Regions from separate parts of the Homo sapiens genome. Here region 2 is linked to region 1. The links are chromatin loops, found by intact Hi-C in ENCODE. Cell type or tissue: CD14-positive monocyte. All regions are shown on one strand. Links, peaks and the distances in the headings refer to the core of each region. The heading gives the core; the rest is flanking DNA. Region 1 overlaps PRRC2C (proline rich coiled-coil 2C). Region 2 overlaps PRRC2C (proline rich coiled-coil 2C).

Region 1 (5,385 bases), core at 90-5,089:
AGAAGAAAGAATTATTCTTATTATTTTGGAGACAGTCTTGCTCTGTTGCCCATGCTGGAGTGCAGTGGCATGATCTTGGCTCACTGCAACCTCTGTCTCCCGGGGCCAAGCAATTCTCATGCCTCAGCCTGCTAAATACCTGGGATTACAGGCGTCTGCCACCACAACTGGGTAATTTTGCATTTTTAGTAGAGACAGGGTTTTGCCATGTTGGCCAGGCTGTTCTTGAACTCCTGATGTCAAGTGATCTGCCTGCCTTAGCCTCCTAAAGTGCTAGGATTACAGATGTGAGCCACCACACCAGCTTGAAAGAATTACTTAAAAAGAACCATGTAAGAAAAAATATATCTGCTGGGTGCGGTGATTCACACGTGTAATCCCAGCACTTTGGGAGGCCGAGGCAGGCGGATCACCTGAGGTCAGGAGTTCAAGACCAGCCTGGCCAACATGGCAAAACCCTGTCTCTACTAAAAATACAAAAATTAGCCAGGCGTGGTGGCGGGTGCCTGTAATCCCAGCTACTCTGGAGGCTGAGACAGGAGAACTGCTTGAACCTGGGAGGCGGAGGTTGCAGTGAGCCAAGATCATGCTACTGCACTCCAGCCTGGGTGACAGAGCAAGACTCTGTCTCAAAAAAGGAAAGAAAAAGAAAAGATATATCTATTAGAAATATTTCAGCCGGGCACGGTGGCTCATGCCTGTGAGCCTAGCACTTCGGGAGGCCGAGGCAGGCGGATCACAAGGTCAGGAGTTAGAGACCAGCCTGGCGAACATGGCGAAACCTGTCTCTACTAAAGATACAAAAATTAGCCAGGCATGGGGGCAGGAGCCTGTAATCCCAGCTACTTGGGAGGCTGAGGCAGAAGAATTGCTTGAACCTGAGAGGCAGAGGTTGCAGTGAGCGGAGATCACGCCACTGCATTACAGCCTGGGAGACAGATCAAGACTCCATCTCAAAAAAAAAAAAAAAAAAAAAGATATATTTCTGAATGTAATGATTTTCTCAATACCATAAGATTGCTAAACATCTTTCTCCTCTCTTTTTAAATAAAAGCATATCACTCATTACAAGATTACTTTTATGCAATCACTCTGCTATTTCAGTAAGGTTAGAATCTTAAATGCACTTTACAATAAAAATTTTAGCCAGGCGTGGTGCCTCACGCCTGTAATCCCAGCACTTTGGGAGGCTGAGGCGGGTGGGTCATTTGAGGCCAGGAGTTCAAGACCAGCCTGGCCAACATGGGGAAACCCCAGCCCTATTAAAAATACAAAAATTAGCTGGGTGTGGTGGTGCACCACTGTAGTCCCAGCTAGTTGGGAGGCTGAGGCACAAGAATCTCTTGAGCCCAGGAGGTGGAGGTTGCAGTGAGCCAAGATCGCGCAACTCCATTCCAGCCTGGGTGAAAGAGCAAGGCTCTGTCTCAAGAGGGAAAAAAAGAATTTTAGTCTAGCTGTTCTGGAATTCTGATCCAGCAAATCTGACTGAGGAGATCTATACCTCTAATTACTAAATTTTATTTATGTAAGCTCAATTCTTTTCTAGTGGCAAACTAAAAATATGAGATTTATCTTAAAAAAAGAAAATCTAAAACATAATGGAACAAAATACATGAAACATTCACTTGCTAATATAAACTGTCACATGACTGTCACAAAAAAGTCAAAGACATCAAGACATATTCCATCTATTCCTCTATTCTTTCATGAAAAATTCTCATTCCCCATTATGCCAATAAGTAAAAAGTCACACAAAAAAGTTATTAAAATGTTATTTAAAAAATTCTTCTTTTTCAGGGTTCATAAATTTATTCAATGGATCATCAATGCCTTAAGATTAAAACCCTCATATAGCATACATTTTAAAGAAGTGGTTCTTACATAGCTCTCTTACCTCTCTCCTATATCAAACTACTTAGAATTTCTTGAATGTGCCATGTTTTCTCATACTTCTCTACATGTGTTTCCACTGCTTGTAACAGCTATATTCCCTTTCTATACTGCCTAAATCATGCTTGTTTAAGAATTAGCTCAAGTACTTAGTCTTCTGCAGCCTTCTACCTTAAATGAATGCTCAAAGAATTTATTTTGTACCCTCTATGATTACGCCACTTAGCACACTGTAACTGCTTACTGACTTTTTTTCCTGTCAAGGAAACTGTTAGCTACCTCCTTTTAGCCCTCAGAAGGGACAAGTTCCTCCATCTATTTTGTATGAATCCAACAAATACATGCTAACTATACTGATTCCTTAATAAAGAGATAAGTGGACTCCCTTGAAAGTAGTCCTTTTTATTCCCAGTTTATAATGCAGCTTTTGCAACCATTTACCATCTCAGAAGTGGGATCAAATATCTGTTGCACACACATTTCCCTTCATTCACAATGTTCTTCAAAATGATTCAGACTTTAGATCTCCCTACTCACTATGTGATTTCCCTACAGATAGTGTACCATTCACACAAAAAGACTGACTAGTATTTAAGTATTCAATAAACCATAAAGCACTTCAGCAATGTTTATTTTATTTTAGAAAAATATTATCCCTACACTTTGCTATGATTGAGCTATATCATAAGGTAAAAAAAATGTGAAGCTTTAGTTTTCACTTGATAACTTTAGCTACTGTATTGATAATTCCGGTTAAATGCAATAAAAATTATGATAGATTCAAGACTATTCAAGAAAAAAATACACAGTTTCCTTTTTCTAAGTCCCGTTCCACTCTGTGGTAAGAATAATTATCCATAGTATTACACAGTAATTACAATAAGGAGATCCTTGCAATAACAAGGATCTCCATGAGTCCAACAAACCTGATTAAATGAAGGTCCTTTCCCATAGGGAACTTTTGCTACTGATGGTTGGGCAGGTATTTGGGAAGATGATTTAGTGTTGGAAACTTCATCTGTTTCTTTTTTGTTTTCGTTGTTTTCAGAGGCTTTTGAACCTTGATCCTCACTGAAAAATCAAAATGCAGAAGAAATAAAGTGGACCAACTGTATCATAAGTACACACATTATTTTTGCAATTAAAAAAATTATTTCTGTATGGTTTCTGGGGGGGGAAATGTATTAAGGAATGAGATGGGTGTGTGACCCATTAGTGCTAATTTGTTCTTTCAATAAATATATACTATGAAAGTGCAATACAGTAGTTGTCAAATCTAAACACACATGTCAGGCATATATCCTGGCAAAAGAATATAATCACATCATTTCCTATCTCCTCTACATAAGAAATACAATCCAAATGTAACTGGGTAATATTGGAATTATTATTTAACTGCATTCTAATTTATTCTGATTTAATAAAAAGATAAATCAAACTACAGTATTTTTTCAAAGCCACGACAAACCACAGGTATCTCTTAAACGATCATAAAACGATGTTTGTCACAATGCCATAACTGAAAAATTATACCAAATGTGCTTCCAAACTTCCATATATTTTAAAAGCCCAACTTTTATGATATATAACCCATATATTCCTGACTGGTGCTCCAATATTCCAGAATGAAGGAAAAAGAAATAAAAAGCTCCCCATTTTCCAAGGCCCTAATGCAGTTTACTAAGTTTTAAGAAATCGAGGACCTGAAAAAGCTGTAGTAACCCAGGGAATTATTCTCCAATTTTGTAAATACAGATCAGGTCAAGCAAGTAACAGTTTAAAAAATTGTTCCTAATACCAGTTCTCAAAAGATCTCCAAACTAGGTGCCAAGCATCTAAATATCTTTTTTTTTTTTGAGATACAGTCTTGCTCTGTCACCCAGACTGGAGTGCAGTGGCATGATCTTGGCTCACTGCAACCTCCGCCTCCCGGATTCAAGTGATTCTCCTGCCTTAGCCTCCTGAGTAGCTGGGATTACAGGCATGCACCACCACGCCTGGATAATTTTTGTATTTTTAGTAGAGATGGGGTTTCACCATGTTGGCCAAGCTGGTCTCGAACTCCTGACCTCAAGTGATCTGCCTGCCTCGGCCTCCCAAAGTGCTGGGATTACAGATGTGAGCCACCGCACCCAGCCCTAAATGTTTTTAAATAAACTTTCTTGAGACGCATCAAATTTTAATTCCTTGATTAGCTGTATACTGTATTAATCTAGCTCATTAAGCACCCTCTATTCAGTAAAACTTCTGAGAATATATAAATTCTACAAATAACAAACAATTGTCTATTAACAAAGCTTCTTTGCATAAGTAGCTAATATTGTATCAACAAATTCATACTGTTATTAGTAAAAGATATCACAACTTACCTGTTATTCTCTTTAGGACTGTTACTTCCTTGTTCATCATCATCACTGAAATTCAGTTGCTCTGTATAATCTACTTCCATCTGAGCACCTATTAAATTAAGGAAAACTCAGACTGGCTGCTTGAAAGCATCTAACAATTTAAAGGACTTAATTAATTTTGCCTCTTACCTGCCCAACCTTCATCAGCTTCAGCATCTAGGTTATCAAATTTATCAAGCTCCTTCAGTTCTGATGCACTAAGAATGGATGGGCGTTCAGGCTCAGAGGCCCATGAAGGAGGTGGGCCTCTTCCTCGAAGGCCTCTAATGAAAGGCAGGTCATGGAAAAGATACAAAAGTTTATGATACTAAACTGGGAGAATACTAAAAGATTGGAATTTAGTTCATTTCAACATTAGTGTTTTCTACACCAAGATACCTAATATGTTCTGCATGGACATGTGTATGAAAAAATTAATATTAATACATAATGATAGGATAATACGTAACTCTTAAGTAACAGCTGACAAAGTTTTTAAGAATTCTCAAATATTTAAGATAAAACAAATATGTTAAAAGGATAACGATATGAATAAAACTAACTTCAAAATATATATTTTGAGGAAAATAATTCAAGAGGATGTTCAAGTCTCATATAATAAGCAAAAAAAAAAAAAGAAAGAAAATGGGGAGTCCATAATATGAAAGGAAGAAGAGAAAAACAAGTGTCATCAATTTTAGGGCCATGTTTTTCAGTTTTCTTTTTGTTTTGAGACGGAGTCTTGCTCTGTCGCTCAGGCTGGAGTGTAATGGCACAATCTCGGCTCATTGCAACTTCCGCCTCCTGGGTTCAAGCAATTCTCCTGCCTCAGCCTCCCGAGTAGCTGGGATTACAGGTGCACGCCACCACGTCCGACTAATTGTTTTGTACTTTTTTAATAGAAACAGGGTTTCACCATGCTGGCCAGGCTGGCCTTGAACTCCTGACCTCAGGCGAATCGCCCACCTCGGCCTTCCAAAGTGCTGGGATTACAGGGGTGAGCCACCGTCCCCGGCCTGGTTTTCAGTTTTCAAAATCCTATGTAAATTAATTTAAATGCTTAAAAGAATGAATTATTTCTGTTCTGTCTTATAAGAGTTAGCCAATT
Region 2 (5,385 bases), core at 198-5,197, 60 kb before region 1:
AGAGACATTGGAGGAGCAGAGGTAAGAAAGGATACCAGTTACCAGTTAGATTGGCTGGTTCGAGACCAGCTTGGACAATATTTTTTTAAAAATTAGCCAGGTGTGGTGGCACGTGTATGTAGTCCCAGCTACTCAGGAGGCTGAGGCAGGAGGCTTGCTTGAGCCCAGGTGTTTGAGGTTGCAGTGAGCTATAATCATGGCACTGCACTCTAGTCTGGGTAACAGTGTGAGACTCTGTCTCAAAAAAAATAAAAGAAAAAAAGGTTTGCTCTGTAACAAAAGAATTTACTTAAAATATAGTACAATAAACACATTTTAAATAATTTAAAAGCTTAACATTTTAGACAAAACTATCAAAAAGAATGTCTTAATAATTCCTTTTCTGCTTGGAAAAGGGATTATGTCACACAGGACTGATAAGTATTTAACAAATAGTGACCAAATTGGAATTTCATAAGCAAATTTAAATGCCCATTTTACCGGAAGGGACTAGATGTTGGTGTGGTGCTTCTACCAGCGATTGGAGGTGTGCCTGGTTTTATATCAATGCCACTTCCAAAGGCTTTTAGTTCCATTTCAGACATCTGAGGAGAAGCATAAAATAAACTTAACATTTCTTTAATTCCACAAGCTAAGTGCTGTGTTTACATGTCCTATACGTGAAGACGTAATCTAGGAAAGGGCAAAGAACCTTAGTACAAAACTCCTATAGTTAGGCTTCAAGTATTATGGAATTACCTGACCAAACAGACTTATAATTAAATAAGCCCAAGAGACACTATAAATCCAATTCTTCCAATAAATTTGTGAATTCTTTGTTATTAGGTAAAAACTAGATGGGGCCAAACACATTAAAAGTAAATAGATAAAATGTAAATATACTGGGGTTTGAGATTTTTGCAGGGTGGTAAAAACTGACGCATTTTAGTTTTTTAGATAACACAGATGCATATATCTGAACACACTACCTTAAATTCTCAAATAACCTGTGCAAATGTCTCTTTACTTACTTTTCCTGTGGTTGCAATCATGCTATGCTGTGTTCCAGCAGGAATTAATCCTCTGAAAGGCTGGCTTACTTGTGCAGGACGACTCAGACTCTGAGCCTGTGCTTGGGGAGTGGTATGCTGTAATGGGGGCTGAAGAGTCTGAGGCAAAGCAATTAGAGGTTGCCCTGTAGATCCAAAATTAGGCAAGGAAAGCTGCGATGCTGGTAAAGGTACTGTAACCTAGAAAATAAGTAAAGAGAAACTGAAGCAATTTGTTTCTGTTTACTACAGACATATCCATACAACTATACACAACTCTTCAAATACTTTTGAGTAAGATTTCAAACAGAACACATCGGCCAGGTGCAGTGGCTCATGCCTGTAATCCCAGCACTTTGGAAGGCCAAGGCGGGCAGATCACGAGGTCAAGAGATCGAGACCATCCTGGCCAACATGGTGAAACCCTGTCTCTACTAAAAAAAAAAAATACGAAAATTAGCTGCATGTGGTGGCATGTGCCTGTAGTCTCAGCTACTTGGGAGGCTGAGGCATGAGAATCACTTGGACCCAGGAGGGGGAGGTTGCAGTGAGCCGAGATCCTGCCACTGCACTCCAGCCTGGCGACAGAGCGAGACTCTGTCTCAAAATAAAATAAAATAAAATAAAATAAAATAAAATAAAATAAAATAAAATAAAATACATAGAACACATCCATCTACTAATATATTTCACATATTTCTTTTGCTTAGTGATGACAAGTTGAGTATCTCTAATCTGAAAATCAAAATCCAAAATGCTCCAAAACTTTCTGAGAGGCTGATATGACACCACAAGTAGAGAATTTGACACCAAGTCCAGGCACGGTGGCTCACGCCTATAATCCCAGCACTTTGGGAGGCCAAGGTAGGCAGATCACTTGAGGTCAGGGGTTTGAGACCAGCCTGGCCAACATGGGGAAACTCCGTCTCTACTAAAAAAAAAAATAAATAAATAAATAAAATAAAATACAAAAATTAGCCAGGCATGGTGGTGGGTGCCTGTAATCTCAGCTACTTGGGAGGCTGAGGCACGAGAATCACTTGAACCTGGGAGGTGGAGGTTGCAGTGAGCCAAGATCATGCCACTGCACTCCAGCCTGGGTGAGGGAGACTCCGTCTCAAAAAAAAAAAAAAAAAAAAATCAACACCTGACCTCCTGCGACGGATCAGTCGAAGTGAGGTCAGAACTTCTGTTTCATGCACAAAGTTATTTAAAATGTTGCTTAAAATTACCTTCAGGTTATATGTATAAAGTATGTATGAAACAAAGGAATTTCATGTTTAGACAGGCCCCTCGCCCCAAGACACCTCATTATGTATACGCAAACACACAAAAAAAAACCAATCTGAAATCCGAGACATTTCTGGTCCCAAGCATTTCGGTAAGAGACACTCAACCCTCAACCGTATCTCCATTCTTCTATTAAAGGTACAACATAGTTTAGTTAATGCTACTTGTAGTGAAGAGAATAGAAACTGAAAGAATTAGGACTATCTTTGAATTTATCCACAGGACATGTCAAATAATCACAAAGTAAATGAGGACACAATATAAGCAGTATTCACAAGTTTCCAAACAGACATTTTACATAATACTTTCAAGGCTGGTCAAAATGAGCTATGAGAAGAACAAGAATCTCTCAGTTTTCACATAAACACTATATTTAATCTGAATGTCAATAAGATATTCATGAATTATCACTCCCTAAAATAGCAAACAACAACAGTTATAAGAAAATGACTAATGACTTTGTTCCCCCACCAGCCCTCCACCACTTTTAAAGAATAAGCTAATGAAATTATTAGAGATAGTTTTAAACGTACCATATACTTTTCACTGAAAATTATTATTGCATTCATACACTTAAGAAAGTGTTTGTCATTTATGCTCGATCACAGTCTGCCACACTGTTGTATGTATAGCTAACCTGCCAGATGGTCTTTGGGAGGCTTCTCCCTAGCACTAATGGGTAAACCACCTGTATCACACTTAATGTAACTATATTCTGGACAATGGTTTTCAAGGTTTTATATTCATTGAATCCTTTGTTAAAATAGAATAAATAATTACACGGAAACCTAAGTTGTTTTTTCCCCCTTAATTAAAAAAAAACAAAAAACAAAAAGCAGCCAGGTGTGGTGGCTCAAGCCTGTAATCCCAACACTTTGGAAGGCCGAGGCAGGCAGATCGCTTGAAACCAGTAGTTCAAGATCAGCCTGGGGCAACATGGCAAAACCCTGTCTCTACAAAAACTACGAAGAAAAATTAGCCAGGCATAATGGCGTGAGCCTGTAGTCCCAGCTACACAGGAGGCTGCGGTGCAAGGATCACTTGAGCCTGGGAGGTTGGGCTGCAATGAGCCATGATCACACCACTGCACTCTGGCCTAGGTGACAGAAAAAAACAAAACAAAACCCCCTAAACCAACAAAAAACCTGGAAGATATAAAAAAACAGGAATGACTGAAGTAGGGGGTGATGGTGGTGAGAAGGGGGGTGTCATGAGCCTGAAACCCCTTCTACGTGGACCCAGTGGAATTCTTCAGGACATCTCAGTGAACAGTTTAAAAACCATCCTCCATCTTGCATCTTGGTTCAATTTAAATTCCCAAACAATAACAAAAGCAATAAAAATAATAATAAAGAAAATTGAGGAAATTTACCATGCCATAGTTTACCTGCTGGAGAGCACTTGGTGACTGGGCAGTGTTATAAAAATTTGTCTGACCAGGCTGTTGTACTTGTCCAGAATAAAGATTTGAGGCCTGGGTAAGATTTGCTCTGGCCTAGAAAAAATTTTTTAAGAAAACATGAGTAAGACTGAAAAAAATTTCAAATTCAGAGGTGGAGATTATGACTTCAAAGCAATGTCTAGCAATTTTTAGTATTAGATAAATGAAAGGACTTTGTTTTTTTCATTGCATCTTCTAACATGTTTTCTTTTAAAAATGTTTCCTTAAAATGATCTGTGGCATAGGAATACAATGAGGGTGCATTGCTCTAGTCCCCTGACTTACCTGGAGAAGATGTGTGTCAATCAGCTGGGAACCTCCTAGTCCTGATGCCTGCCCCAGTTGATGTTCATACAATATAGGAATGGGCTGAGTATTTGATGTTTGCTGAAAGGCAAGACCGGATTGTGCCTTGGCAAGTTCTTGGTGTTGGACAGTTGGAAAGTTGTGAATAGCAGTACCAGAAAGGACCACAGATGGCTGGGATAAACTGCTTTGCATAAAAGCTGGCTGAGATCTACATAAGGATTAAAGAGAAAATATTGTTAGAAGTTAATTTCATCTGGAATCTGAAAATCTTAAGAATGCAAATCCCAAATGACCCAATACAGTCATGTGCTGCATGACATTTTAGTCAACAACAGACCACATATATATTGATGGTCCCATAAGATCATAAGGAAGCTGAAAAATTCCTATCACCTAGTGACATCATAGCTGTTCTAATATCATAGAACATATGACTCAAGTGTTTTTGCTGGTGCTAGTATTAAATATAAACAAACCTACTACACCTACAGTCCTAACAGTTCAGTACATACAGTTACATACAGTACATAATATCTGATACTGATAAAAAGAATTATGTTACTAGTTTATGTATTTACTATACATTTTCTGGTTATTTTAGAGTGTACTCTTTTTACTTAAAACTTATAAAACAGCTTCAGGTAGATCCTTTAGCGGGTATTCCAGAAGAAGGCATTGTTATCATAGGACATGACAGCTCTGTATGTGTTACTGCCCCTGAAGACCTCCCAGTGGGACAGGATGTGGAGGTAGATGAAAGTATATTGATGATCCTAGCCCTGCGTAGCCTAGCCTAATGTGTGTGTTTGCATCTTAGTTTTTAACAAAAAAGTTTAAAAAGTTAAAAAAAAATTAAAAAATTAAAAAACAGAAAAACGTTACAAAAGAAAAGGCCAGACATGGTGTTCATGCTCATAATCCCAGCACTTTGGGAGGCTGAGGTGAAAGGGCTGCTTGAGGCCAGGAATTTGAGACCAGCCTGGGCAAGAGAACAAGACATCATCTCTACAAAAAAATAAAAAATTAGGTGGGCATGGTAGCAAGTGCCTGTAGTCCTAGCTACTTGGGAAGCTGAGGCTGGACAATGGCTTGAGCTCAGGAGTTCGAGGTAGTGAGCTGTATGTGCCACTGCACTCCAGCCTGGGTGACACAGACCTTGTCTCAAAAAAACAAACAAAAAAAGAAATACTTCTGTGCAGATGTACAATGTGTTTGTGTTGTAAGCTAAATGTTATTATAAGAGTCAAAAAATTATAGTAAGTTGAGGTTAATTTATTATTGAAGAAAAATTTGTTTTTTTTTTTTTAACAAATTTAG

Evidence for each region. Peaks named below come from ENCODE experiments on the same cell type or tissue, not always from the same donor. Only the 100,000 strongest peaks of a DNase experiment are listed, where the experiment ranks them.
Region 2: it touches region 1 in a loop (2.1-fold over the local background); 43 of 110 quality-filtered maps call a loop at or near these places.

What each region holds. Positions count from the first base shown.
Region 1 is chr1:171,522,397-171,527,781 of GRCh38, reverse strand. It overlaps PRRC2C (proline rich coiled-coil 2C), which reads right to left. Exons shown (of 35, transcript NM_001387844.1): 8 at 4,428-4,561; 9 at 4,260-4,347; 10 at 2,817-2,961. Among named protein-coding and RNA genes, the nearest start is that of PRRC2C, 40 kb to the right of the region's middle. In CD14-positive monocyte, for the core only: no CTCF peak of the experiment used is centred there; no DNase peak of the experiment used is centred there.
Region 2 is chr1:171,582,847-171,588,231 of GRCh38, reverse strand. PRRC2C (proline rich coiled-coil 2C) reads right to left here. Exons shown (of 35, transcript NM_001387844.1): 29 at 4,045-4,276; 30 at 3,706-3,813; 31 at 1,011-1,229; 32 at 481-584. Among named protein-coding and RNA genes, the nearest start is that of MYOCOS, 37 kb to the left of the region's middle. In CD14-positive monocyte, for the core only: no CTCF peak of the experiment used is centred there; no DNase peak of the experiment used is centred there; H3K27ac peaks cover 727 bases.